Regions from separate parts of the Homo sapiens genome. Here all the other regions are linked to region 4. A link is a loop called in an ENCODE intact Hi-C map of the cell type or tissue named here. Cell type or tissue: Caco-2. All regions are shown on one strand.

Region 1 (5,000 bases), 550 kb before region 4:
GTTCAGCAAAGGTCAGGGAAGGTTCTAATACAGAAGGAACCCAAAGTTTCAATGAGAAGTCGTGGTGCTCCAGCAATACACGAGCATGTAGCTTAGACAAAGTGAACTCTAGCTTTAGCCAAGAGCAATTTTATGACATGGGAGCCCCAGTCATTCAACTGAAACTGGTCACTTATCTTGGATAAATCCGTGAGCAGTTGAAGACCTGCTGAATATCTTATTTAATTTTATTCTGAGGAAGAAGTGGCACCCCTCAACCCCCATGCCAACTGTTTAGATCAAATGGGGAGGGAGGACATAAACAGCAGGCATGGGACCTGTCAGATAGCTTTAGAGATTAACTTTATGGTTTTTCTCCTATACACCAGAGTCATGGCTGTAGAGGCAGCTCATGAATTGACCAGACCCCAAATGGCAACCATGTTCCCATTATCCATCTGTTGTGTTCCTCACAAAGGTTTAAGTACAAGATTGATTATGCATGTCTGACAATGTGAAGTACCTCTGAGTAAAGAAACTAGAAACAGTTTCTCACTCCGGACAAAAGAAAGATGTACATCCAGAAGATAAATAGTGAAAATCTAGGCAATAAATACATAGGAGATACCTATGTTGTTGTAAAAAAAAAGGGAACAGTTTTTGAATGTTCTGAAAATTTTAATACCTTGATTTAAAGTGCCTATACAAGTTGATTTTAAAAATAAGTACGTAAAACTCTCTTCAAAGCAAACACAGCTAGTGAGAAACCACATCTCACTGAAAACAAGCTTTATGTGGAGAAAAGTAAGGAATTGTTACAGCACAAATCTGAAATTAAACTCACTGCAACTAAAAGGAAAAATCAGATTGTTTGCTCAGATGAAGAGTTTATTATGTTGGCATAAACAAAATGAAAATATTTTCAGTTTTGAAAAGACAACAAAGAGGGAACGGTTTTGCATGGATGGTCACGGAGAGGGGGATTAAAAGCACAGAGGTGCGGAGCATACGTGCTGCTGAGCTTCTCTCTGTGCAAGGTGGAGATTAGACTCACGGAAACTCTTGCTGCTGTAAACCCGAGGGGACGCGGTTCCTGACTCCTCCACCAGCTGCTGCCCAGCCGGCTCCAGCACAGGCTGCCCAGGCCATGCTTCCTGGCCGAGGGCCCTCCACGTGGGCGTCAGCCTAGTCCGGGAGAGCTGGCGGCTCCACGATGGTAATGTCTAACCCTGCATCCTTCCTCGGGCGCCACCTGTTTCTTTCTCTGTGACTCTTTTTTGATTGGGAAGAAAGATGTTTTGTCAATGATTCCTGACTCCAGAGAATTTTAGGAGGGTCTTCTTTCTTTCCCTCTTCATCCTGAAAGGGGACTTTGCTTGAAATTTCCTCAGTAGAAAGAAGTCAGAAAAATAATACCTTCACAGTATAGAACTTTATCTACTTCAAAGCCCTTTCCCATACTTTATCTCCTTCAATACTACCCTATGAGGTGGTAGGGCAGGTGTTCTTAAGCCCCATTTTGCAGATGATGACCCTGAGGCTCAGAGAGGTTAAATGTGTTGCCCAAGCTCACACAGCTGGTAAGTGAAGTCCAGGGTAAGAACTCTGACTCCTGGCCTTGAACTTTTTCAGATTTTATCACAATGAGCATGTGCTGCTTTCTACAAAGAGATTTGGAATAATATAGATGACAAGATGTATTTTTCACTTCTTATTTACTCGTGTGTATTGCTACTACTGCCTTATTTTCACATTCCAAAGTAACTTATTTATTATTCATCTTCTTGAGAAGTGGGTAATTATGTTTTTATATGTTTTCTTTTAGATAACTATAGCCCTGTTGTGGGTTATATGCTACTTATGTGTCCTTGGGATCTTTCGATAGATAGATGATAGATAGATAGATAGATAGATAGATAAACAGATAGATGACAAAGATATGCAGACATGTACTTTTTGATATTGACAGTAATGTATTCATTTGTATTTGTTTCCCAAAGAAATAGTTTTACTTGATGGTATTTTGTGTTTTTCTCTAACTCTCATTCAAAACTTATGCAAATTGTTAATGCCCAAAGATTTTTGAAGAAAAGAATTTAGGAGAAAACCTTAACCACGTTACACCCAATATCTTCCAATGATTTTAAAGTTTCACTAGAGGGCACTCCCACTTCATGGCCAGAAAGCAGTCAGGACAAAGGACCATAGTGGTTTGGATATTTAACTTGCTGTACATACTATTTTGTTTTCTCTTTCTCACTCTCTCTCCTCTTGCCTATTGTATAAAAACTAACGGAAATTATACAGGTCTTCCTTTAAACATATAAATAGAAATGAACTACATTGAAAAACTAGCAAACATCTACAACTGTGAATTATGGTTCACCTTGTGACATAGAGCATATTATTCAAAATCTTCTGCATTGAAGTTTTGGTTGTCAACATAAATAAAAGTATGAAATATAGTGTGAGACATTAGCGTACTACATTAAGTAATATGTCCTTTATTGAGCAACCTGGGGAAGAAAGCCAATAACTACCCAGCACTTATTTCCAGCTTGTAGGATCATCATGGTCATCTTTTCTGGTAAATCTTTGGGTAAATCCAAATCACAAAGATGTGTAGGGTCAGAAAATGAGAATTAAAGGAAAATCCAAATGGATAATCAAATAATATTGCTTTAGAATAAATTAAACGTTAGGCCCCACTTTTTAATGTATATATTTTTATGTATTAAAGAATCTGAAGATTATTTTAAATACATATTTTAGCAAAACAGTAGAGCATTTCTTGTGAGAGGAAAATAAGGTATTTCAAAGTTAGAAGGGAAGTAGCCATTTGCCAAGTATAGAACCCCACAGAGTCCTTAGGCTTGAAGTTTCAAACTGATTTCAACCCTTTGGGGGTTTGAATTTCTCTACTGTTGGCAAAACACAACTTCTTGCTTCAAAGAGAAATGGCATTAAGAAGGCCTGTTACAGAGAGACTCAAAAGACTTGTTGGACACCAAATCACTCTTACAAAACACCATTTTGATGAGTTTAGTAAAAATGAATCACAAACATATGGATTAAGTTTTTCTTTAAAATTATATTGGCTTATAAAACAAGGGAAAGGGGGCATGGTAAAAAAAAAAAAAAAAGTTTCAAGCTTTGCAAAACTCCAAAACATTTGAAAAACGGATTAAGATGCTGATGGACCCAGGGAAGCAACTGGATTTTCCCTGTGCTAACTTGAACCATCTTTATTTGATTTAAATTCATATCAAAGGCAAAATAAACAATATGACTGTCTGCCATTATTATCCACAAAGGGAAACACACATTTGCTTCTTAACCATCCACTTACATGCTTCGGTGAAATCGTAGGCGTATGTGTTTATTTCACAATGATGTAAAACTTAATTACTCATATGACCTAAAAGGTTTCATATTATATGAATAGAATGCAGTGCCTCTAATGTAGCCTAAGCTGAGGACTCCTTGGGAAACTTATCCCAAATAATTAATTACTGGAGTTAAATTCTTTTCTGACAACTCTAGAAGTAAAGTACACCTGATGTGAAAGACCTACAATGGCCATCATGTGGGGAAAATTCTCACTCCAATGGGTGACACCAAAACAACTTTACTACCAATCACCAAACCAACTAAGAGTGAATAGGCTTAAATAAATCATGTTTTAAAGGCATCTAAGGTGAACAACAAAGCAATCCTAGGCAATCAGGAATTGATGACAGAAATCACTAAAAATTGGCAGATCCTACTGAGTTTTCTCCCCCTAATCCAAGTAATCAGAACTGAAGTACAATGAAAAAGAAAAAAAAAAAAAGAAATTTGAGATGCAACTAATGGATTTTATAAGTCATGAAATACAAAGTTTCTCCTTTCCGCCAATGAATCAAGGGATATTATATGATATTATATGAAGTTGCCTTTATCATATATATATATATATACACACACACACATACATATATACACACATATATATACACACATATATATGTGTATATATACACACACATATATATATACACACATATATATATACACACATGTACATTTAAATATTTTAACTTTACTCTTATAAATGTTAAATAATCATTTGTAGCAAGAGTAGACAAATTTCAGAAGTTCTATCTTTAGATATATTTCTAACAAATGTTACCCTTTTATATAACCAAATAAAAATGTTTTCCCCAGGAAGTGTGGTGATGAACAGTTGGTCTATAATCAAAAGGTTCTTTCTATGAAGCATGTTCAGCTTTCCTTTTAAACATGAACATGGAAAATAATACCAACTCTACCAAGCGTTGGATTTAGCCCATTATCATGTGCAAATGTACCTGCCTATTAACTTACAGATTGGGCAGGTATTTTACTAAGGTGCAGTATTTCTGTCCTGGGTCATAGCTTGAGTTATTCTCCCTTTCAAGGTCCCCAATGCTTCATCTGTCACTCTTATTGTCAAATGTTCTATTTTTCCTGTCCCTGCCAGCAGTGATTTCAATTTGGGCTTGACTTCAAGACAGGCCACATTGTATCTGTGATGTCAATGGAAAGGGGATAAAAGTCATTAAAGATATTTGTTATTTTGAAAGGTTAAAAGAGTTTTTCTTGGTGGGTAACACTTTCTCTGGAAAGAACCTCAACTAATTGTCTGACCAGGGAATGCGCACCTAAGTGAGAAAAAAATATACTTAATAAAGCATTGGCGTCTATTATTTTTCCCCTTTTATTGTCCAGTGCCTCTGGGCCTGGTGGGCTTTCTGGAGGCATCTGAGCTCAATATTCCTTCAAACAGCAGAGCAATGATTACACTGCTGGGCTGATTCTCTTTCTGTCTGCCCTAGGTAAGGGATTCTTGCTTCAAACACCATTTATTGTAGAAACTGTTGCTAGGGTTCTAGAAATTGTGTGTATCCTTAAAAGAGTACCAAAAAGACAGAATTGGAGGTTCACATAAAATACCATTTTGTTGTACTTAGTACCCACCTCACCTAACATTCACTGCTCCA
Region 2 (5,000 bases), 780 kb before region 4:
ATTATTGGTAAAATTTATTTTCTCTGCCTGCTTCAACCATAAGTAAAGGAGAAAAATATTGGTTAAGATGAAACCCGAATGAACTAATCTCATTGTTTTTGTAAATTTTCCAGTTTGCAAAGTAGGTTTAAAAGTTTTGCAAATGTTTCAGGAAAATTTTGGAAGAAGGACTTCAGGTTTGACTTGAACGATCAGAATTTAAATTCCTGTTATCTGTGTGTAAGGTGTGCACTTGGAAGTTAAGAATTCTTTTGTATCCACTTATCTAATTTAGCATTCCCAAATGATGTTCATTTGCCCATCCATCTTAGTTTTATCCTCACCGTTATCTTTACAAAGGATGATAATTTTTCACAACAAGTACCACGTGTGTGTTAGGGCCATTGCCATTTCAAGTGTTAAGAGTGGTTCTAGGCTCGGTGTGGCGGCTCACACCTGTAACCCCAGAACTTTGGGAGGCCGAGGCAGGTGGATCATTTGAGGTCAGACGTTTGAGACCAGCCTGGCCAATGTGGTGAAACCCCATTTCTACTAAAAATACAAAAAAAAAAAAAAAAAAATTAGCCAGGAGTGGTGGCACACACTTGTAATCCCGGCTACTGGGGAGGTTGAGGCATAAGAATCGCTTGAACCTGGGAGGTAGAGAGTGCAGTGAGCAGAGATTGCACCACTGCTGTCAGCCTGGGTGAGAGAGCAAGACTCTGGCTCACTAAAAAAAAAAAAAAAAAAAAAAAAGAGTGTGGTTTTATTGATATCATACTTGTTGGGTGGGTTAGTCCTGTGGATATAGCTTTTATTTTAAGTAAATACAGAAGTACTTAGAAAGTGCTAGCACTTATGCTTGTAATTTTTCAATTAGGAACAATAATATGTAAAACTAAATTAAATTTTCATCATTAACAAAGTCCTTTAGTTCTCAAGTGGAAACAATTTAAAACTCAGTTTATTTTGTAACATTTTTGCTGATGAGTAGTTTTTTTTTTAAGTATGGGAAACATGGCTTTTTTTTTTTTTAAATAGAAATACAACTAGTATTTTAAGTTCTGTTTAGTATAACTTTCTAAATTAAGATACTACCCATGAAAACAAAAGTCTCATTACCTTTCTGGTGACATCTAAGCGTCACCTTAACAAATTGGCGTGTGATATCAGACTACGTTACTATGACCATATATGAAAAATTCTCAACTTTGTAATGATTATAATCTTACCTGTCTTCCCTATCACTATGCCCGTTTTAAATACTTATTTTAAACCAAACGAAAAATCTTTATTATAGAGTGTTACAGAATGGAGGATTTTTAAAAGAATTATTCATAAAATTATCCATTTTTTTCTCAAGAAGATAAAGTGCACTGACTATTACGTACAGGAATTGGTGACTTGAATTTTATCTTTTTGAGCTGTAATTTCAATGTTGGAAACAACTTTAGAGATCATCTAACCCTTCCCTCTTAGAAGCTTTAGTAGACCGACCCCAACACTGCACACAGCTAAGACTTGAGCCTGGATTTTCTCTCTAGGAGTCATTAACCAACCAAAGCTCACCATTTTTTGTTCACTTTTTGATCAGATCTTGGACACATCAAATCTTGATTTAATAAACATTTAAACCACTTGAGAAATGGATTGCTGTTTTGCTTTGCTTAGCTGCTGCAATCAAATATGTACTGAGTCTCCTGTGCACATGATCCATGCAGCACTGTGCTGAGTCTATGAAACCACAGAACTGGAAGGGACCTTGGAGATTATCTAGTTCAATTGCCTTGGCTTTCAGATGGAGAAAATGAGAAGTGAACGGGTGTCACAGGGCCACACAGCTAGCCATCATCAGATCTGTGCCCCTATTCCAGATGGCCTGACCTCGAGTCTGGTCCTCCTATTACTATGCTATTTCCAGTGCAGTGTACAGTTCCGAGGGTATAGTCAGGTGTTCAAACAAGGATCCAAACATTGCTGAGGCCTATTGACTTTTGTTCCTGTTGCCTTATGGGTGGTTGGGACATTGACAAAGCATAAATATTTGCCAAAGAATCATGAATAAGCTCAGCTGGGAATCAACTTTGATATGCAAATGACAGAGGTGGTTATAAACATGAAAAAAAGTTTTTTTTTAAATTAAAAAAAAATAAGTGGTAAAGCACATGGGGTCAGGCAAGCCATTTAAGAAAATGGCCTTCTCCATGGCATCTCATTGCTCTGGGAATATTGCAGTGGAATGGGAGCTTTGATAATCTCTGTGAAGAATAATGGCAAGGGGAAAGAAGGCTGCTTGTCGACAGTAACCTACAGACAAATGAAAACCCGGGCTGTGTCCTGAGAGTTTTAGGTAATCCAGGCTCATAATTTGATTTGAGAAGAGCTACTCCAGGCTACTGTGTAATTATAGAAGCATTCACTCGGCTGGCTCCTGTTCGCCTCATCACGTTCTACTTCATTGCCCTTTATACTAAAGCCCCTGTTGATGAGAGGGCGGAAACAGTAAGTACAAATAAAGCAATTAGCAGGTGGGGAATGCTACCACTGTTTAAGGATAACATACAATCTTTATTGGTACTTATTAAGTAGAAGTCTAGAGCTTAGAGACAAAGGGAAATATCACAAGCCACAAAAATGAAAAGGAGTGTGGGAACAAAAAGAGAATGGGGAAAAATTATACCAACATTATCTACTTCATATTTCACAAATCTTATCCCAGATGCTGGTTTAAAAAATACTATTAAACCTCCAGTTTATTTATATTATAGTGAGTTACGTTCTCAACTAAAATTCACCTTGTAGTTTTCTTCCTTCTTCGGACCTACTCTTTTATGATGTGAATTAACTTGAAAAACATTTTAAACAGTTACTGTGTTCCATTGAGTTTTGAATCTGGGTTGTAGTTAAATCCGCCAGCAGAGGGAGTTAGGATAATTAACAAATCTTGGCAGGTCCTGACATTTAGAACGTAGATTCATAGGCACTGTTGGCAGCACTGAAAATGCCCACTGTAGATAAGGAATATAATGGGCAAAAGGAGGAAAGCAAGAGGATTTCAAGTGTTGTTGAAATCCCAGCACAGGATATTGAAGATGGACAAGAAAATAGGGCACAGGCTTTCTACCTCCATTTGCAGAGTAATCCACGCACTCTGATTCTTGGTTTACTTATCTGAAAGCAGGGATAATATAACTCTGTTCATCCAGAATGCTATAATTCTCATATATTGGCAGATAGCATTGCTCTTCATGCTCTAGCCTTATTTCTTCTGCCTGAGCACCAAGGTAGAGTATAAATAATTGCTGTGCTTCTCAGAGCAGCCACAAGAAGATGTCGCTTGTATCTGATTTGGGCCTAGTGCCTTTGTCCTTGCACGCCTTATTAATTAAAGCTCTGCTGTCAACTTCAGCTACCTAAACAGGATACAGTCTCCAATTTGAATAGATTTCCAAGCAGTCAACTTGAAAGAAAGGTATGGGAATTTGCAGAAAAATCAATATGTTTTTCCTTTGCCTTAGTAGCAGGAGGGTACTTTGGGCAGAGACGTGTACAGATACCTAGAAAGATAAAGTTTTACACTGGCAGTAGAAATTAATATTGCAAAATTAAATCTTTATCTTCACCCTAAAAAACTTAGCTTCTTTTAGGGAAAACTTCTGGTTCTCACTTCAGGTTTTACTCATTCCTTCTCTTTTTCATCCTCTATCACCTAGCAGCCACTTGAGGCAGACCCAGAGTGTCAAAAGTAAAATCTCTTGGACAATAATACTGAGAAAAATGTTTATTTCACCTTTGACCGAAATCACAGCACCTTCATGGGACATTATCTCAGTCAGATCAAATGTCTAAAGATGATTGTGACCAGGCCTTCCCAAGTATCATTCAAGGGAGGTGACTTATGTGGGCAAAGCAGGGAAGAACAGCTTCCAGAAGTATGCAAAATGCTTAGCACTTAGTGTTAACATCTTTGGTACCTTTTGATAGTGCTAGTAAATATATAAATATGCACATCACGAATTTTCTTTTGGAAAGTGTACATTATGTATTTAAAACAGATTTTATTTGAGGATCACCAATATGCTCATGAATTTTTATGATCCCAGTCCTATATGTCCAAAAACATTGAAATTCTCAAATGACAAATACTAAGCCATAATTTCATAAATATACAGAATTTTCATTTGTAGTCTCTCTCATTTCCATCATCATCCTCTTCATAATTGCCACTATCCACTGAATTTGTTTTAGTGCTTCATAGTTTTAAAGGTGTTTCATAGCCATGAACTTACTTAATTCTTAACAATCTGTGAATTTGACAGGTGATACAGTATGATTTTGCAAATAAAGAAACAGACACAGAGAAGCTCTGTGACCTACTTGGGGATGGCTCTGTCTGGGATAGTATTTAAGTGTCTAGGTCAGTTCGAATCGGGTCTCCATCTATTATCAAATGCAAGAAACTGGAAATAGTTTCAGTAACTATTCAGCTCTTGTGTATTATTAGTACTGAGTAAAAAAACAGAACAAAATATTCACACATACTCTTGTGCCTGGGAATCTTGGTAATTTAGAAATGTGGCAAGTGGTAGAACAGGATACAGAGAGTATAATTCACCTTTCTACCCCTCCCTTTCTCACCTCTGCGTCTTTCCTTTTGTGTCAGATTAAAAAATAAAGTAATGGGCAAACCTAGATGGTCGTGGTTGAGCAGAGAGACTTGTGATTGTAACTGCTTAAACCTGTGAACAAGACTTCAAAAATAATCCCTATAGATGCCTCTCTTCTCTAAGATCTCACCCCACTCTGGGGCACAAGAACTTGGTTGTACTTTTGGAAAGGCTGTCAAGAATTTTTCTGCTTTGGCAAACCCAGAGGTGCACCATTTCTGCTGTAGAGTTCATCTCCTCCAATGTAGACTCCTAGTAAATTATTTTTCATTACATATTGATACGTAGTTCGCCTTTGATCATTGCAATTTATATTTGATGACAAGGAACCTTTCCAAGAACATACTCATTGAC
Region 3 (5,000 bases), 460 kb before region 4:
TGAGAACAGAGAACTGACCATGGACGTGTCAAATGAAGGACATCAATGACTTTGATAAAATCTGCTTCAGGGAGTGGTGAAGTGAAAAGTCTGATTGAATGAATGGGTGAAGAGAGAATGGGAGTGAGAAAGTGAGAACAGCAAATACAAACCACTCTTAAGAATTTCTGCTGAAAAGGTAAGCAAAGAAATGGGGCAAAAAGAGGAGTGGAAAATAGAGCTAAGGGTTTCTGCTTTTTTTTTTTTTCAAGTGGGTGATGTTAAGGTGTATTGAGATGCCTAGTGAAAGGATTCATCATTAGTAAGTAACTAATGACGAATGAGAGAGACGAATAATCGCGAGGGCAAATGGGGATGTGGATCAGCGCGGTAGGTGCAGAGAGAGGCTTTACATAGAACAGAGACTCTGCTTTTCCTTCACAGGAAGAAAAGCCAAACATAGGTGACGACTGGTCGTTTTGATGGAGGGTTGGTGTTGCTTTAATTTAAACCCATTGTTTTAAAAATATAGTTGTCACCTGGAAAAATAAACATGCCTAAGCAACCAGGAAAGTGTTATGGAAGAGAACAGGGTGGAGGAGTGTGTGTGGCGGGGGGCCAGGGAGAGTGGGGGAAGTGAGAAAGGGATGGTATGAGATCTGCTAGAAATGAAAATATTCTATGTTATACAAGAACTGAATAGAAAATCTAGAAGTAGGACATAATACATATGATAACTTAGTGTATAATAAGAATAGCCCTTCAAGTCATCAGAGTAAAAATAGGTTAATCAATAAATAATGTTGAGTTTTATTTCTAGCTGTTTGCAGGAATAGGAGATTTGATCTCTGCTTCACTCTTTAAAACAAATTCCAGATGGAGCAAACATTTAAACATAGAAAATACCATAGAAATATTTTTTAAATGGGGAATTTAAAAATATATAGTTTTGGCATGGCAAAGATATGGCATGAAACTCAGAATCATAAAGGAAAGAAATAGACTAAATTCAACTTTATTCAAAAATGAATAAAAATATAAATCAAAAATTAAAACATAATAAAAAACTAAATCAAGTAAATAAAGATGCTATTCTATGAAAAATTCCATAAATAAAATCAAAAGATAAAACTACAAACTAGCAAATAACATTTGTAATGTCTATGACAAAGGGCTAATATTCTTAGTATGCAAAGAACTCTTAGAGATCAATAAGACAAAGAGAAAAAAATAATCTAACAAAACAGGCCAATACATAAACAGGAAGTTCATAGATAATTGTCAATAATCATGGAATAATATTCAACTTCACAAGTAAAATAAGAAATGCAAATTAAAACAATGAGATATTTTTCACCTGACAAATTTAAAATTTTGAAAATATCTAGTTGGTGAAGAAGCGAAGAAACAGGCAATTCAAGAAGGGCAATTTGGAGAAGCTTAACAAGAACAAGATTGAAACAAACATGCACGTGTCCTCTGACCTGGTAACAGCACTTTAGGGACTTTAACTATGAATATTCTTGTAGAAGTATACAATGAATGACCAAGAAGGTTTATAATGGCATTATTTGTAATTTTAAAAATTGGAAATAATTTTTATCAATAGGATATAATTTAATATACTATAATATTCAAAAGAGAATTAAGCCGAACTATAGCACATTCACGCCATAGAATATTATGTAACAATTAATAAGGATGAAGCATAATGTATATGGATAATATGAAAAGATAATATATCTTAAGTCAAAAATGTCAAACTATGAAAACTTGATCCCACGTAAGCTTAAAAATATGCCAACATATGTTATATTTGCATAAAAAACCTGGAGTATACATATTGAATTATTTACATTCATTTTCTCTGAGGGATGCAATTAAGATTTTGGGATGATGATGAGATGCTTCACAGTATTTTTTTTTTTTAACTATGAAAATCTATTATTCCTATAGTAAGAGAATTAATTGATTTAAAAGTTGCATCCAGAAGCAAGCATCATAATTCAGATATTGTCTAAAATCTAAAGAATGCAATTTGTGGCTAATATTTCCTTGATCTAGACACTGTGCTACTCTCTTTCAATGAAGCTGTCTTGTCTTTTCTCAAGTCTTAATCTTCACTGGATGATTCCAGTTTATTTCAATTCCATCTGAATTATAAGATTCAGGACCCTTCAGCCTTCTAGACGCCCACCAGCAGAGACACTTTAGTGTGTCACCCTTATTAAAATGTACTGTTTTAAAAGACAGCTGGATCTGAACACAATATCCCAGATCATATCTAAGTGCAAAGGTAAGGAAATGATCGCCTCCTTTATTTTATTCTTTCCTTTGGTTATTTATTTAAGGTGTACGACATGGCCATTAGTGACAAATGTGAGACCAGCATTCAAGTTTCTGTTCTGATTTTGAGCTCATTCATTCATTCATTTGTTAAGTACTCTTGGAGAGTCTCCTGGATCCCAGGTTCTCTCTGCAGTTCTGGCATACAGTCATGAGTAAAGCAGGCTAAGCTCCTGTGCGACTGACTGTCGATCACTTTGTCATAACTGTGGGTCAAGAGCTGCTCCCCAGATCGTTGCACAAGAACTTGACTGACCTGTACAACATGTCAGTGAGCAAACTTCCCTGATTAATTATGATCAGCAAAGTGCTTCAGTGGGAGCTTAGCAGGAGCTGACATAAGCACTTTCTAACCATAGATTTCAGTGGAATTTCAACTCACATATCTCTGACTCACTGGAAGTTTAAATGCCTATTGAGCTGTTACGACAGAAAGACTTGATATCCAAGATTTTTCTGTCATAGCTATGAGTTGAAAGGGTAAAGACCCTCTCAGTCTATAAATAAATAAATAAAATCACAATTGATTCTTCTTTCCTTTTTAAAATTCAAGCATGTCACATCTTAGCCAGTACCAAATTTGGTCCTCCAACTCTACTAAAATTGATTGGGGCACTATTATATAGTATTGCATTTGATAGTAAGTATGAAGGAAAAACTTCCCTCCTGCCATATGTGTCTAATTTCAGATACACAGACATTTTGAAATATATTTATATATTGGGGAAGAAGGACTAGATTTTTCTGAACAACTCATTTGTAAAACATTGAAATAGGTACCCTACATATGTTGTTCACTTTAATCCCACCCAGATACCAAAGAAGGAGCTGGGGCTTTGGATTTAGAGACAGGGCTTATATCCCAATCCTGACATTTATTAGGTGTCTTGTTAGTGACTGGCCTAAGCCCTCAGTTTATTTGTAAATTAAGGGTAATAGTAACTGCCTACCAGAATTGTGATGAGAATTGCATTTGCTGTAGTATGAGACAGGGCCCAATCCTGTACTGGACATACAGTAGCTATATAGAAAACATTAATCCTTCTTTTTTCTCTTCCCCTTCCTTTCAGACACTGCTTATTTCCACATGGGTCAAGAAGTCTGCCTTACAATCTGGGTATAGATTTCCTTTTTCTGCCCAGACCTTGCACAGAGGCCTGGTCAGTCCAACTTATTCTCCCACTGGCCAGCTTTATGATCACTCCTCCTCTTTCTTCAATAGATGCTCCTAATTTTTAAATCTATAAAGCTTATTACATATGTCATAATGGGAGCTGGATTCAAGTGGGGTCTCTTGTAGTCATTTCTAGTGACTTACACAGTCACTATTAAGAAGGTACATATAAATGCCCACAGTATGTTATTACGTGAGTAAAAGCAAGTTGCCAGATAATATGTCAATATAATTTCATATTGAGTTGTAAAATACCTATCTAATCTATTTGTTTGCACATGAATGGAAAAAATTTTGGAATGATAAACATAACCAACAGGGTTTACTTTTAATGAGTGGGATGGGGAGGTAGACAGTAAATGCTTTTTTTTTTTTTTTTTTTTTAGAGACAGGGTCTCACTCTTTTGCCCAGGCTGGAGTGCAATGGCACAATCACTGCTCACTGCAGCCTCAACCTCCCAGTGATCCTCCTGCCTCAGCCTCCCGAGTAGCAGGGACTACAGGTATGCCCCACTATGCCCTGCTGATTTTTATATTTTTTGTAAAGACAGGGTTTTGCCATGTTGCTCAGGCTAGTCTTGAACTCCAGGGCTCACCCACTTCGGCCTCCCAAAGTGCTGGGATTACAGGTGTGAGCTACCACACCTGGTGGGACTTTTATTTTTTTACCTAACTATACTGGTGTGTTATTTTACTTTTTCCATAAAAATTATTTATACAACAAAAAAAAATTTTAAATATAATGAAGAAAAATGTGTATTCAATGTTAAAGGACCTGGGATTAGATATTTGAAATGTTTTCTACATAGGTAGCAGAATGACTGAGTCTCTCATTAACATTTTTTAATGATAAAATAATCTTGCCATTTGACTATGCACAAACAAGACATCTTATTTTATATTATTTGATGTATCACATTCTGAACTCATAAATCAGTTAAATTTGAGATGACCATTAACATTACAGAGCTAAGTCACCTGCCAAGTGAAACCTACTCTTGACTTTAAAAGACAACACTTCACAAACTAGAAAGCACACAAGAGTCGGGCAACATAAAGTACTTCTTGGCATCGAATTCAAAATAAAAGCAAAGCATTTTTATTCACATTCAACTAATTTTTACAAAACATGTACATGTACCTCATGGTGCTGTGCATTTTTACATATGTTTCTTATTTGGATCTCAAAACAACCTGGTGAAATAGACTATGCTAGCTTTCTTCACAGATGAGCAAGCTAAGTTTTAGTAGAGAGACTAACAGTGACTTGCCCAGGATCACTCAGCTAATGATCCCAGAGCCAGGACATAAACCCTACTTTTTTGGCTCAAAGATCTGTGCTTTCTACTTGACAACATATTGCTGATGAAGATATTCTGGTTAACTCATGAATTCCCAAGAACATACACAGGGAACCAAAAGGATTCCTGAAATCAACTAGCACACTTTTCTTTTTGGGCTGTAGTAAAGATCTTTTGTCTATTCCCGTTGTACCCATTCT
Region 4 (5,000 bases):
GGGGCAGGCGAGGAGGGGGAGGAGGCTCCCAGAGCCAGCCTGCCAGCCACTGAGAAACCTTTGTATCCCCTCTCGCAGCAACAGGTCACACCACACGCCTTTTCGAAGGAAGTGGGTAAACAGCACTAAGACTACGTGGGTTTTTTTTTCTTTAAACTTAATATTGATTTACTTTTTGGTGCAGGGTACTTAAATGAGGATGGGACGCGGGAAGCAGCTAAGGTGCGGGGGTGGGGCAGGGCACAGTGGGTGGCTCAGGGCGGCTGTCCAACTCGTATTTCTGGAAACAGCCAGTGCAGGAGTTGGTGTGTCATTGTTCTCCCGCTCATCCACAGCACTCCCCCCCAACTCCAGCCCCTCTGGTGCCGCTCCCGTACTGCGCTCTTCCGCTCTCCTCTCTTACCTTACAGGTGCCAACACTCTCTCACGCCCTTCTCACAGTCCCGACTAGAAGTTAGGAGACCCAAACCTCTGTCCTCAAAACCTTCCTTGCTTCCACGTAACTTGCTCTGTTCTTAAAAATAAATCCTGCTCGGACCATAAGGCAGACTCTAGAGCTGAGAACCAGCAGGCCTTGGTAAGCTGCCATCTCCCTGTCCAACTCAGCTCTTTGGCCCAGGAAACTGCAGCTCTTCCTCTTAGCCCCAGCCACATCTCCCACTAGACTGTCTTCATTCAACCGTAGCAAAGGGGATGCTTCTACTGTCTGCCCCCACTCCCCATTCCCATCCCATGCCTCCCCGTAAGAAGGGTTTCGGTCGTGCGGCTTTCAAATGGGGGCTGGGGAAAGACACAGACGGAAGGGCGCTCAAAAGTGCAGGCGATGGGGGAGGGTGATTTCAACTTCCTGGCATCCCACGGCACTGTATGGAGGTGGCTTTTGGGCCGCAGTCACAAACTCCCTCCCACGCAGAGTTCCCAGGACTCCAGCAGAACCAGCCCTGGCATTTTCCCCGTAGATTTCCATTGTGGTGGCCGCAAAGCCCAGGCCGCGCAAGGCTGGGGCTGCGCCGCAAAGGGGCTCAAGGCCTGGGAGGCGGGGTCGATGCTCTCCAGGCACAGGTGCAGGCAGCGCACACTGGGAGAAGGCGGCCGGGACTGGGGAAGGGGGAGCCCAGCAAGGCCCGGGTTAGAGGAGGATGAGATGGGGGCGGGGGTAGGGGCTCAGGAATCTTGCCCGCCCAGGACCCAAGAGGGTAATTTTAGCCGCTCTCCCATTGTCCCGACGTAAAGATTTCAATAGGTAGGCGCTCAATGCGGAGGGCAATGGCAGCACGTCCGTTACAAATAGGTAGTTTTGTTTCTCTTGTTGTCGCTACACGGAGTCAAACAAAGCCTCGTCTAAGTTTCCTTCCACTCTCTTGTTGGGATCTTTGTGGCTAAAATGCACTTGACTACAAAGGGTGGGGTGGGGGGGAATAAAGAAAAAAAAACCTGATGCCATTTCTTTTTTATAAAGGGCTTAAACCATCAGGGTTACTTATTTTCTTTCTTCTGTAACACTCTCTCCGCCCCCTCCTCCCCTGGTCTACCCTTACTCACCCTAAGAAAATGTACTGAATAGTATCTACCAGCCACGTTCCATTTATTATCTTTACAAAACGGTGCATTGTTTTGTTCCTTACTAACCTTCTTCCCATAATCACTCCCCCGACCCCCAATTTCTCCAATCTCTGCCCTCCCTAGCCTGTTACTGTCAAACTCACACTAAATATACCCACTGGAAACTCAGAAAAGTTGTAAAAAAAAGAATTCTGCAGACTTTCCTTAAGTTATTTCCAATCAACCTTCCTGCCCCCCGAAGGTTCTCCTTTTTCTCTCAAGTTATGGCTTGTTTTAGTTCTTGGGAACCCGGAAAGGGTGAGATTGGGTTTCTCAAAATGCATACATATTCGGCGCTCTTCAAAATACAGCACTGTTTTCTGTTTAATCCAGGTGTAATATTAAGGTAAACACGGACCTGGAGATTAGGAAAGAGAAAAGGTTGAGAAGATCTGGGGAAGAGAAGGCGGCCACCGGCTTTTCAGCGCGGCTGGTTTCAGGGATGTGGCTGGTGCGCCCCCTGCTGGTAGATTCGCTTTTCCAAGACTATTGCTTTTACCTTTAAAAGAAGGTATTTGAAAATAATTAAAGTAAAAAAAAAAAAAAGAGGGGGATGGAAGATCAGACTAATTATACATAATCTAAACAAAAGAAAAGTTAACATATCTTATAAGCTGCGGAACCAAATCATAAGAATCAGATTTAATTTGCCTAACTTAGAAATATACATACAACCTCGAGGTAAGTGGGAGGTTAGACCATGGGAAAAAATAGGTACAAATTATGAGATTCAACATGTGAATGAATTATGATTGTCCAGACGCCACAAAGGGCAGACCAAGAATTCACTTTATGATTGTGTATGCATCGGTCTGCTTAATAGCATTATTCTAAAAACTTTAAAAAGCTTGTGGATAATTGTTTGAAGAAACAACCAAGGAATTGGTGTGGATAAGGGTGGTGTATATTTGTTAAAATAAATACTAATAACAGACGGTTATAGACACAAATCTTTTAAATCTCGTTGCCTTTCTCTCAAGGCACAATTTTTTTCCTTGGGAGGATATATAACAACTTTTACACATTCTCAGATGCATGTGTTTGTGCATGAACTCTATAATAATGTATTTAAGAGGTTAAAGGGGTTGGCTAGGTCTTTTATTAATTGCTTTTATCACATTAATAAGCTATGGAATTACGTTACAATTGTGTTATCATTGGTTGCATTTATTTACAGCTTTATTTTAATTAAGCCTGCTGTACTTATCGAGACAATAAACTAACTGTGGCTGGCGATTATGCATAATAATGTGCTATGAAAATAAGATTAAAGAAGATGGTGATAGCAGGAACATTTTCTCATTAGATTTTTTAGAACATATGCATTTTAAAAAATCAGATCACTGCCCACTCTATTTCAATCCAGCACCATCACTGATCCCTAAATATAATAACTATAACGATTCCAATAGATGACAGAAGCAACACTGTTTTAGGTTTGTAATAGACAGCTACAGTACTAACAACAATATACCATTGACTACTAGACAATCAAAAAAGACTTGGAACAGGATGCTTCATCCTCTGAGAATCTAAAATGTTGCCATTGGCACAATTTACGAAAATTGAAAGTGCTTAATCTAAAGGGAGTGTAACACTTCCCTTCCACGGGCAACAAAAAGCTACATACTTTTAGAGCAAGATTAGTAGTTAGTAACAAAAATGCATGACTCCTGGAATATTCTGATTTTATTTTGTTCTATTATAGGCCCTAGCCAAAAGGCCTTAACTGTTAAGTGTAACTCAATTTTATTTCAAAATCTTGCACATTGATTTTTCTCTCCTAAAGTCTCCTCAGCACTCCTCAAGTATTATATCTGAAACCAACTAACAATTTTGTGGAGACAGGGGACTGTAGACTTATTTTTTCTTCTTAGTGTCAAATAGAGGTTTAACTTGCAGTAATTAGGTGAGAACTAGCCAAGCATCTTACTATTATGATGCTTGTTAAAAAACGCTTCTTTTCTGCATCTGCATTTGAGTGTGTTCCCCTCCTCTCTTAATCTTCTTATGGAAATGAAGGCAAACGGCAGGGAACCTGCAGAGTCTTGGAGAATGTCCTTGTTAACTGGAATTTCTCAGCATTGCTAATTAGCAGAGTTTGACGACCACCAGTATTGGGGGAAAGCTCTGTTTAACCACTCACAAACCATTCTGAGGAAGAGCAGACTAATTTTATTTTGTAATTAAAATCTGAAAAGGGCCCTATTTGACAGTTAGGGCTATGAGAGTTTTATCTCCCCGTGAAATAATTACTGCCTTGATAACTCAATTTTCTGAAAAATGTCAACTGTAGGCTCCAAAAGTTTTAATTTCATTATGTAAGGAAAAAAGTGAGAAAAATAGAAGAAAATGTACAGAAAGGTTTTCTAATTCTAGAACTGGTTAAATATACAAGCAGCCAGATGTGGTCAAATGAAGGTTTTTTTTTTTCTTCCCTTTTTTGTCATGTTTCCTCCAAATCCTAACCTTCCCACAATCTCCTCTAAAAGTGACCATAGCAGCAATCATACTGCAGTGAAAGAGATCATACCAGTAGTCTGGTAAGTGAAAAGAAAACAAAATTAAAAAGCTAAGTGCAGCAACTGGAGAAAATTTTCTAATTTTAAAGGCCAAAAATAAAGGAAAATTTAAATGTTTAGGACAATGCTGGTACAATTTGGTGAGATGATATTTATATTTATCCTGTAATACAAGAAAATTGAGAATTTCAGAGTAAGGAGACTGGCATAAGCCAATTTTTAAAACATTTCCTTCTCCTCTGTAAGTCACAAAAGATCTCAGTCACTTCAAATTGGAGCATGCTACACGACTTCCGGAATGACCAAAGCTTGATTCTTCATTTCAGAAACAAACACATATAAATGAAGGTAAATAAGTGCATTAGAAGATTTTTTTTCCCTTAAAAGAGCATTGCATACTTTCCAAAAACAATTAACAAGAAATAAGCTGGAAAAGGTTAGGATATAGAAAGTAAGAGCAAAAATTCAAAACTGAATTGTACCATTGTCAAACTTCATTTCCTTTAGACTGTGAAGGATCCCTCATAGGAATTCCTAGAGGGGATAGACATCTTAATTTTTATAACACAATTTTCAAAATGATAGAAACTCTTTCATCTACATTTCCCCCATTTTTTTCCTATGTCAAACTTGTCAGATTTTGGAAGTGTGAAGGATTAGTGACAGTAACTATAATGAATGTTTCCAGATGATAAAAAGAATAAACATATATCTCTATCCCTTTCTATTTACTAAGATAGAGATATGCATATGGCTGCATGGTACATTGGCAATTTCAAATTGCTTAATCATATTTTTTTCTTCTTGTCTGTCCCTTCAGCACCTTGCCTTTAATTTCCAGAAGTGGTATTACACTTAACAAATGAACAAGGGATA
Region 5 (5,000 bases), 910 kb before region 4:
TTACTTCTTTTTATCATCTGATGGTATTAAGGCTTTTAATGAAAAACGCTATTTTTTTCCCCTCCCTTCTTTGTTCTCTCCTTAGCTTTCCTAAGTGAGTTAAGGCACTCTGAGTATGCCACACCCTGGTTCCCTTATTCTGTAAGACCGCAGAAGAGAGAAGGAGCCCAGATGGCCCCAGGTGGGCTACTAATCCCAGGATTTTGAAATCTTGAGTCTGGCCTCTGGAAGAATTTCCCATTCTGTACAAAGATGAAGAATATACTGTTCCTTGTTCTGTTAACCTATTTTTATAAAACAGAAGGATTTTTTTCCTCCCTACTGAAGGTAAGTTTTACATGCAGATCCTATATGTATTTTGCTAGACATATGCCCAAGTACTTTTTCTTCCTCTTTTTTTGGGTGGTATTGTAAATGGTATTATTTCTTAATTTCAAATTCTAGTTTTTCATCGCTGGTATGTAGGAAAGCAATGAGTTTTGTATATTGACCTTATATCCTGCAACCTTGCTAAACCTGCTTAGTAGTTCCAATAATTTTTTAAAGATTCTTTGGAGTTTTCTACTGTAATAATCATGTCACCTGTGGTAAAGACAGTTTACTTGTCCCTTTTTAATATGTATACTTTTTATTTCTTTTTCTTATCTTACTGCACTAGCTAGGACCTTGAATAGGTTGGTGAAAGAGAATATCTTTATCTTGTTACTGATCTCAGGGGAAAGTATGCTATCTCTTTATTTTTTTGTTTATTTATTTTTATTTATTTACTTTTTTATTATACTTTAAGTTCTAGGGTACACGTGCACAACGCGCAGGTTTGTTACAAATGTATACGTGTGCCATGTTGGTGTGCTGCACCCATTAACTCGTCATTTACATTAGATATATCTCCTAATGCTATCCCTCCCGCCTCTCCCCACCCCACGGCAGGCCCCGGTGTATGATATTCCCCACCCTGTGTCCAAGTGTTCTCATTGTTCAATTCCCACCTATGAGTGAGAACAGAAAGCATGCTATCTCTTACCATTAGGTATGTTTGCTGTAGGTTTCTCATGTATGCCACTCCTGCCGCCCCCACTTTTTTTTTTGAAATGGGGTCTCACTCTGTCACCCAGGCTGGAGTGCAGTGGCATGCTCTTGGCTCACTTCATCCTCCGCCTCCCAGGTTCAAGCAATCCTCCTGCCTCAGCCTCCTGAGTAGCTGAGATTACAGGTGCCTGCCACCACGCCTGGCTAATTTTTGCATTTTTAGTAGAGATGGGGTTTCACCATATTAGTCAGGCTGGTCTCAAGCTCCTGACCTCAGGCGATCCACCCACCTTGTCCTCCCGAAGTGCTGGGATTACAGGCGTGAGTCACTGCGCCCGGCACCCCTTTTTAAATTAAGAAAATCTCCTTATAGTTCTCATTCTTTGAGACCCACAGAATGGGAATTATCTGTTTTAATCTAATCTATCAAGAGATTTGATTTATGGTCATTCCTGTCAGGCTGGGATGGTTTGGAGATGGTAGAGGGAAAGAACATTCCACCCCTGAACCCTGTGGTAATTGTTCTCTGAGTCAGCTCTCTGCCGTCTGTGGCCTCCATACCTCGTCATGAAACCAGAGATCTCTAGCAGCTGCACTGGTGAAAGAGGCAGCAAGAGGTGGAGTGATCCACTCACCTTTAAATCTGAAGGGCTGCCACTTCTTACCTGTGTGAACTTGGATGAATCCCAAAACCTCATTTCTAAAATCAGGACCTTGATTACATTGTAGGCACATGAAGATAGCCTGAAATGATAGTAACTCTAAAGTACTCTACAAATGGATCCTTTAGATGACAACTTGTTAGAGGGCAGGATCCATGTCAGTGCATTTTAGTATCCCCTAAATAGTCTGGGGCACAGTAAATGCTTAATATGTGTCTAATGATTCTGTTATTACATATATTTGTCCCTCCGAGATCTCATTGTTTGCCCTTGGGCTGTGTGGGGGGTACTACAGAGCAGGTGTTACCACAGGGGCTGTGTCAGAGTCTATGATTTCAAGCAAGTCACCAAAGCTCCCTAACCAATAATGGGACTCTGGGTAACCAAGTGAGATGCCCCAGGTAAAGCTCTCTGCAAAATATCCGCTCTCTGTAAATGCTGAATTAATGCCAGCTGTTATTTTTACTTAGGTAAGATCTTTATTAGGGAACTAGAGAGGGAAAGCTGTGGGGTTTGGCGTTTATTTGTTTGTGATTATTTATTAGTGTGTCCTGGAGGAAACTTTCTTCTTTGCTCATGGTTGACAACAGAGGGCAAAAATGAAGGCAAAATGTGGCCTAATGCTGTCAGTTGGCCGGTATTTTCATTTGTACAGATTACTAGTTTTCTTCTTTTCCTAGTGTCCTCTGGCCCACTAGGTGACACTGTTTACTCGTCTATGGTACCCCATTTAGGACTTTCCACAAATCTTATTTAAAAGTAGCATGTTTTGTTTGGGGTGCTGGGGAGGGGGAAAGCGTGTTGAGAAGGAAAATACAAATGAACCGTCAGTGGCTAAACTTTGAGGTACAATTAGGGGCCAATTGTCATCTATGGTTATGTGACGTTATGGGCTAGTTTCAAACTATTTTTTAACGAATTTTAAGAGCAACATGCAATTAGTTTCCAATTCTATTCCAAGAAATGAAGGAAAATTGACTTCCCCTTCCCAAGCCGTCACCAAACCAAAGGATAAAATAAACTGCTGTGGCTTTGAATGTAGAGTTGAGTAGATGCTCTTGAATGATTGTTTCCACCTCATTCTTCAATGATAGTTAATGAGGGCACAGACCACTAATAAGCAGTGGAAGCAGCTTCTAGGCTAAGCTTAAATTGGGCCTTCAAATCTAATCAAAATTAGTCACTGCTGAGAAGAAACCAAATGTGGTGTGTCCATTCGGATGTGGAGTTTGGAGAGGCCCTCCTTGTTTTCCAGGTCAGTTATGATTCCATTTCTGCATTGCTATATTGCTACGCACTCACAGGAAGATGACATTTTTTTGGATCCCATCCAATTGAAACTTGTGATGATTCTAAAATGACACATGTAACTTTTGGATAGAAAAAAAATAGAAAATGAATTTCTTGCCTTGCATTTTCAGGCTGTGAGCCATGGGAAGCGTGTCAACCATGTCAAACCAAAGGATCAAGAAATTGAAGATTCCGTTCACTTGCCTTGGAGTTTGAGGTCTGTGTTTTCTATTTATCCTCACCTCTTCATTGTCTATTATAACTTTAAAATTAACTCATTTATGCTGCTTCTGTTTATAAACTTAGATTGTTTTTTTTTTTTTTTTTTTTGTCCTTAGAAGAAACACAACTAAAATTCTCTAACAAATATTTCCCAGTTCAGAATTTTCCTAAAGCTTTCCTGGCCTCCCTGGCTAATGAGCTCCAATTTTCTTTGCTTTTCTGTGTGTCTACCAGCACGCACCACCTTTAGTTGGTGTGTGATAAACAGCTTAATATAGTCACAGTTTTGGCAGCTAACTTTTGGATGACTGTCACAAGGCCCCCTAAAATTGGAATTAAACAGATTTAAAATGAACAGGCAAACTCCTGTGCTTGAGAAAAGAGGATATTTTCATATGTTGTGAGCAGTAGTTAACCCAATGTCTTCTATGTATTTATGCCCTGCTTTATTTAAGTAACAGTAATAACTTTAATCATTATTAGCAGGAGCACTGTTAAATACTAAGCACCTCTCTCTGAAATGGGACTTCTTCCAGAAAAACTCTTTATGTGAAACCAACACTGTGTAATCAACAGTTGCATGAAGAAGTCTGGGGAGCAGAACATATAACAACAGCCTCTGTTCTCTACGCATAGCAGAACGGTAGAGGCTGAAACATGCATTTTGTTGCTTGATTTGGTGTGTAGAGCACCCGGGACATCTGGGATTTGCTTCCTCGAATCTCCAGCTTGCATGGTCCTCTGATGAAGAAAGGAGAGAGCAGGAAAAAAAAAAATGGAAGAGGAGGACAGAGAAAAAAAATTCAGGTCTGGCTTCGGTGCATTTGAATTCTAGCTGTCTGGGGGCATTCTCCCAAATAGCGAATGCTAATTATACTGAGTGTGTCAAATTGTGTCGTACTTTTGTAAATCAAACAAATGTTCCCAGGAGATAGGCGGGAGGCCACCAAACCCTATTCATTTATGATGCAACCTGAATTTAAAGCCAGGACTCTAGAGGGGATAGGTTACTCTGAGTTTATTTCATCTTCTGACACGTGCCTTGCACCTTCAATGTTACCCTGACATAAGGACTGCAGTCTTTCACATAATGCTTTTATTTAAACAGTTAATATGCTACTAGGGATGGCCATAGCACTTTTTAGAGACATTGAGGATAAACATATTGTTTTGAGGGACATAGGTTGTAGGGCTTTTCTCTGGGAAAGGAGAAATAGATCATAGTGCCGGATCGTTCTTCCTAAAACACCTCTGAGAGCATTTTCCCCTTGCTCTTCAAATCCTCCATGCTTTGCCCTTGTTTACTAAATGATGCCTAAACTCCGCTGAGGCAAAGCGTTCCCAACCTGGTGCTCACTGTTGCCTGTATCTCACATGCTGACCAGATGGGACTCTGCCACGTTTCATGGATGGATGTCATGGATCTGACTCTCCCAGTCTTTGCTGATGCCTGTCATTCCTAATTTCTCGGAGGCCCTCAGGGACTCTCCTCCCTAAAACCTATCTCTTAATCATTGAAATCCTGCTCGCCATTAAAGGACCAGTATAAATACCACCTTCTTCAAGAGGTTCACCTTACTTCTTCTCTGTCTCCAGCTAGAAATAATTTTTCATTTTTCTTTACTTTGTGTTTTTTAATGGCACATGAATACTGCTTTGGTTGATAGGTATATCTGTATGTAGCATCTTTTCTACAAGATAACAAGCTCCTAGGAGCTGGGGATTAGATAATCTGCATCTGCTTCAGATTTGCACAGCATCATGTACAGAATACATGGTTATAAATATTTTTTGAGT
Region 6 (5,000 bases), 240 kb before region 4:
GGTTGAGAACCAAGCCACCCTCCTTACAACAGTATGTGGAGAGAGAGAGTTTGGGTACTGCATCTGCCTCAAGAGCCCCATCCCACCCCACCCACAACGCCTTCTCATGGCTTCCATGAGAAGCCATTTAACAATGGCTGAAGATGCCTGAGAAGCCACCCAGCCAAAAGAACCCATTCAAAAGGACATCCTGGATTTGTTGCATATCATCATGGATTTAGCTTAGCAGCCACTGAGAACAAAAAGGATTTAAATATATATATGTATAGCTGATGATCCTAAATTAAAAGGCCCTAAAAATATTAGTGTATGAGTTCCTTACCCTAGATCATATATTGTACTAAATACTGAGGACAAAGATAATAACCCTCCCCATCCCTCAGGGAACTTCAACATGCACCAAAGATAGACCCTTATATATTTAACAGAAAAGCACAATGGCGTGATAAAATTTAGGCATGAACAGATCATAATGGGAGCATGAAGATGGAAATGACTGCTTCTGCCCAGTTTAGAGACATTGAAGGAAAAGGGGGGAAAAGTCTCCGTAGAGGAAGGAGCATTTGACCTGGGCTTTTAAAGGAGGAGGAGGAGCTTGACAGATAAGAGAATGGAGCCTCTGGTAGAGGAAACACAAAATAGCAATGGGACATTAAAGTAGGGACCAAATTTGCAAAGCAGTTCTAACATGACCTGTACAACAGTAATCCTGTGTTCATGCTCCTCTATGGTTTGAGTTGCTAGATGTAAAGATAATGTATATTAAACATCTTTCTTCAATCTTGCCAGATCTTGAAAATCAAGTTTGTAACTGCATAAAAATGGTCTGTTCCCCAACTCTGTGACCTAAATCTTTTGCTCAAATAATGAATACCAATTTAAAGAGCAACTTAGAGAAAGTTGAGTGACAAAGTGAAAAGAAAGTAGTTCAGAAATGGAGTGTGCTTTCTCACAATCATTCCATTTACTCTAACTGCACAGTCTTAAGCACTAGGACTTCAAAGATGAATTAAACATGACTTCTCCCTTCTAGGAGCCCACAAATAAGTGAAGGAAAATACAATGGCTAAGAAGCAAGACATGCATTTATCTAGTGGATACTGAAGGACTGGAGCTGGTTAATGACGATGTTTTCATCAGTCTGGGGCAAAATTAGCAAACTTATTCTCAGCTTTATCCTTCTTACCCAGAATACATCCTCTACAATTGCTATGTGACATTTTACATTTCTAAAGTGACATAGGGTCTGCACATCTCAAACTGAGTTTTAATTTTTAGAAAAGTAAATGCATTTACATTTTCTACATTAAAATATCATTTCTTCTCTGATATAGTAGTAGATGGTAATTAGGTTATTTAAATGGCTTTACTAATATGTCACTTCCATGCCGTTCCCCAAAAGATATTTACCAGTTCCTATAAATGCAAAAAGTATGAAAACTTGCAGTCTACACCACACCAAACAAAATGTTTCACTAAATATTTTTAAACTGTGTTTAGTAATGATTTTGGAAATGTTTAAATTCAGCCATGAAAATAGATCCCTATTACACACAGATTTAATAGACTAGGTATTATTTATTAACAGGCTAGAAATATAATTGCAAAAACTGCCAAACCAGGATTTAAAATAATGATTGTGAGACCCACAAAGAAAAAGCAGATTATACAACATTTTGTTTACTGCATGATATGTGGCTAATATATATTTTTCACATATATTCACATATATATATACAGGAAAAGAACTGAATGGAAATATACATATACATATATGTGTGTGCATATTATATGATTTTTTCTTTTTACATATCTACATTTTGAAATTTTTATATTATGAATCTATATTGTTCTTATAAGAAAAATATGTATTTCTGGGCCAGGCACGGTGGCTCACGCCTGTAATCCCAACACTTTGGGAGGCCGAGGCAGGCGGATCACAAGGTCAGGAGATTGAGACCATCCTGGCTAACATGGTGAAACCCCGTCTCTACTAAAAATACAAAAAAAAAATTAGCCGGGCGTGGTGGCGGGCGCCTGTAGTCCTAGCTACGCAGGAGGCTGAGGCAGGAGAATGGCGTGAACCCCAGAGGCGGAAGCTTGCAGTGAGCCGATATCGCGCCACTGCACTCCAGCCTGGGCGACAGAGCGAGACTCTGTCTCAAAAAGAAAAGAAAAAAGAAAAATATGTATTTCTAAAGAAAAAGAAATATATATTGATTTTTAGAGAAAGTACTTATTTAAAAAGTACCATCAATGTTTTTTAAAATGAAAATTTTAACCCAACAATTTACCTTCAAGACTCCGCTAAGGAAACAAGAACCAGAATTAAAATGCAGAATATAAGATTTGTTAATTCACTCAGTAAGTATTTACAGAACACCCACTGTGTCAGGCACTGTGTGGGGCAAGAGGATTTCAGCTATGAAAAAAAAACAAAAAAACAAAAAAACGAAAAAACAGTCCTCTGAGAACTCAAGATTAGTGGTTCCTAATTTACAACAGGATCACCTGGAGGGTCCTTTTATTTTTTTTCTTAATAGCCACCTCCCTCTTCAGGAATCTAGGGTGGAAGAGAGAAATCTGGTTTAAAAGCTACCCAGGTAATTCTGAATCAGTCAGCCTGGAAGCAACCTTTGAGCGCCCACTAGTGAGGTGGTGCCTTGCCATGTCCTTTCCAATACTGAAAAACTGAAAACCAAGCACTTGTTGGAAAGTAAGAGAAAGTTTTAATAAAGTAAAGGAAGTTCACATAATGAAATTTTATACAGACATTAAAAATCCTATTTTGAAATACGGTTTAAGATCTAGGGAAAGTCTCATGATAAAATGGTACTGGAGAAAAACACAGGTTAGAAAGTTGTATTCAATATGATCACAATTTTATTACATAAAATGTATATGTAGAGGAAAAGAATAAAGACTAAAAAAATTGTCTAAAACATGAACACTAATACATATTATCTTACAGGAACATGTTTTTACTTTCTGTTTTCTATTTTTTCAAATTTCTTTGAATTTTTTCCAAATTCTATATAAAATAAACATGTATTACTTTAATAATCAAGAAAAAATTACTTTCCAAAATAACAAGGAATCATCATCTCTTCCCACCCCCACCCTGATGGCAAAACATGGGAAATCAGGATAACATGGCAGCAGAGACATAGGCCTCCCTGTCCAGAAAGGGCCTGGATTGTTTGCAATTCCTAGGTTTATGAGAGACAAGACTTTATGAAGTAGTTGTGATAATCCTCGTTTACAGATGAAGAGATAAAGCCTCAGAAAGCTCCATTCTCTTCTTACTCAAAAAAGAATGATTGTGAAGCCTTTAAGTCAGGCATTGTTCACAGTGTGAACAGGGCACAGTCCCTTCCCACTAGGATTCACAGACTAGTAACTAGACACTCAGGAATGTGCACAAAGCTAGAAAGTGGCAGAGCCAGGATTTGAATCCAGGTCCTTCTTGTCTCAGAGCTTATGCTCTTTTCCCTGGAGCACTGTTGGACCTAACCAGGTGTCAATATATATTAGACTATTTTAGGTCCCAGCTGGGGCCCTCAAGGCAGGGATGAAAGGAGAAGGTCATCCTGCTCCAGCTTTATCTTCAGATCTTCCTTTGTAATCACCACCTGCCATCACTGAATGCATCTATAAATCTGGAGTGACACAGGGTTTCCACCTCTCATCAGAGAGTGGGGAGAGTTTAAGGATAAAAATAAAATGATTTTCTCATAGATGCCCTTTCATATGTCACTCCAGTGCTCAAAAATGTTTCAAGGATTCCCCACTGCCTACTGGCATGGTCAGCCTCCATATCAAAGACGCTCCATGACCTGTCCCAGTGTTCCTCTCTACCCTTCCCACGATGCCCCTTAACATCCATGAGTGCCTTGCCCTTCATCCCCTCCAATCACTGGGCTACACATATTTATTGGCTCCATGGCTTTGGGCAGCTTACTTAATATATATTTAAGTCCCATTTCCTCATCTATACAAAAAGAATAGCATTATCTCATCCCAATTTATTAAGGATTAAATAAAATGTTTCCTGTAGAGCACTTAGCAGGGTGCTAGCCCATAATATTAATAAAGCAATCAGTAATGTTAATTTATTGCTATTGTTTTGGCTGCTATCTTACTTTTTGCTTTCCCTTTTCCATATCCATATTTTTCCCTTTCTAAGTTGCTTTTCTTTTTCTTTTTTCTTTTTCTTTTTTTTTTTTTTGAGATGGAGTCTCACTCTGTTGCCCAGGCTGGGGTGCAGTGGCACCATCTCGGCTCACTGCAACCTCTGCCTCCCAGCCTCAAGTGATTTTCCTGCCTCAGCCTCCTGAGTAGCTGGGATTACAGGTGCGTGCAACCATGCCTGGCTAATTTTTGTATTTTTACAGGGTTTCACCATGTTGGCCAGGTTGTTCTCGAATTCCTGATCTCAAGTGATCCACCCGCCTTGGGCTCCCAAAGTGCTAGGATTACAGGGTGTGAGCCACCAAGCCTGGTCCTGAGTTGCTTTTCATGTTCCTCCTCTTCTTCCTCCTCATAACCTAAACCGAAACTATTCAAATCCCAGCTTCTTCCTGAAAGCCCTATAGGGCAATCCTAGCCCACAGCAAATACTCTGTCCTCTGAACTCTTTCTGTAGAAATTCAATTTTGCACTGATAGTTGCCAGATAACCTATGGTTAAATGTTCATTCTCTGGTGTAAAGCTACCTGAATTCAAGTCTCTGCTCTACTCTTCACTAGCTACAGGTAAGTGTCTCTGCCCAGAGTTGGTGTCCCATCATATTATGCTGTCCTGCAGAGAGACCATCAGACTCAAGCCTGCTAGCCCCATATGCTGTGCATTGCAGCTGCACTGTCAAGAGTAGAGCCCTAGGCTGGGCGCGGTGGCTCACGCCTGTAATCCCAGCACTTTGGGAGGCCGAGGCGGGCAGATCACGAGGTCAAGAGATTGAGACCATGCTGGCTAACACGGTGAAACCCAGTCTCTACTAA

Evidence for each region. Hi-C counts contacts between places; a loop is a spot of excess contacts. Peaks named below come from ENCODE experiments on the same cell type or tissue, not always from the same donor. Only the 100,000 strongest peaks of a DNase experiment are listed, where the experiment ranks them.
Region 1: a loop joins it to region 4, with 14 times the contacts of the local background. A loop is called at or near these places in 72 of 110 quality-filtered maps.
Region 2: a loop joins it to region 4, with 10 times the contacts of the local background. A loop is called at or near these places in 17 of 110 quality-filtered maps.
Region 3: it touches region 4 in a loop (5-fold over the local background); 2 of 110 quality-filtered maps call a loop at or near these places.
Region 5: a loop joins it to region 4, with 17 times the contacts of the local background. A loop is called at or near these places in 24 of 110 quality-filtered maps.
Region 6: a loop joins it to region 4, with 8 times the contacts of the local background. A loop is called at or near these places in 10 of 110 quality-filtered maps.

The regions. Positions count from the first base shown.
Region 1 is chr3:182,255,903-182,260,902 of GRCh38, reverse strand. No RefSeq gene overlaps it. Among named protein-coding and RNA genes, the nearest start is that of LINC01994, 230 kb to the left of the region's middle. In Caco-2, a CTCF peak has its summit at 2,124 (motif pointing right); no DNase peak of the experiment used is centred here.
Region 2 is chr3:182,488,696-182,493,695 of GRCh38, reverse strand. No RefSeq gene overlaps it. Among named protein-coding and RNA genes, the nearest start is that of LINC01994, 4.8 kb to the right of the region's middle. In Caco-2, CTCF peaks have their summits at 2,608 and 2,879 (motif pointing right); no DNase peak of the experiment used is centred here.
Region 3 is chr3:182,163,026-182,168,025 of GRCh38, reverse strand. All of the region lies in intron 4 of LOC105374243 (a long non-coding RNA gene), which reads left to right. Among named protein-coding and RNA genes, the nearest start is that of LINC01206, 210 kb to the right of the region's middle. In Caco-2, no CTCF peak of the experiment used is centred here; a DNase peak (open chromatin) is centred at 2,565.
Region 4 is chr3:181,706,769-181,711,768 of GRCh38, reverse strand. All of the region lies in intron 6 of SOX2-OT (SOX2 overlapping transcript), which reads right to left. Among named protein-coding and RNA genes, the nearest start is that of SOX2, 2.7 kb to the left of the region's middle. RefSeq lists silencers at 1-3, 3,514-3,808, enhancers at 1-561, 562-1,415, 3,511-3,907, 2,924-3,921 and a promoter at 1-616. In Caco-2, a CTCF peak has its summit at 2,049 (motif pointing left); a DNase peak (open chromatin) is centred at 2,038; H3K4me3 peaks cover 809 bases.
Region 5 is chr3:182,615,710-182,620,709 of GRCh38, reverse strand. No RefSeq gene overlaps it. Among named protein-coding and RNA genes, the nearest start is that of LINC02031, 26 kb to the left of the region's middle. In Caco-2, a CTCF peak has its summit at 2,370 (motif pointing right); no DNase peak of the experiment used is centred here.
Region 6 is chr3:181,946,154-181,951,153 of GRCh38, reverse strand. No RefSeq gene overlaps it. Among named protein-coding and RNA genes, the nearest start is that of LINC01206, 3.7 kb to the left of the region's middle. In Caco-2, no CTCF peak of the experiment used is centred here; no DNase peak of the experiment used is centred here.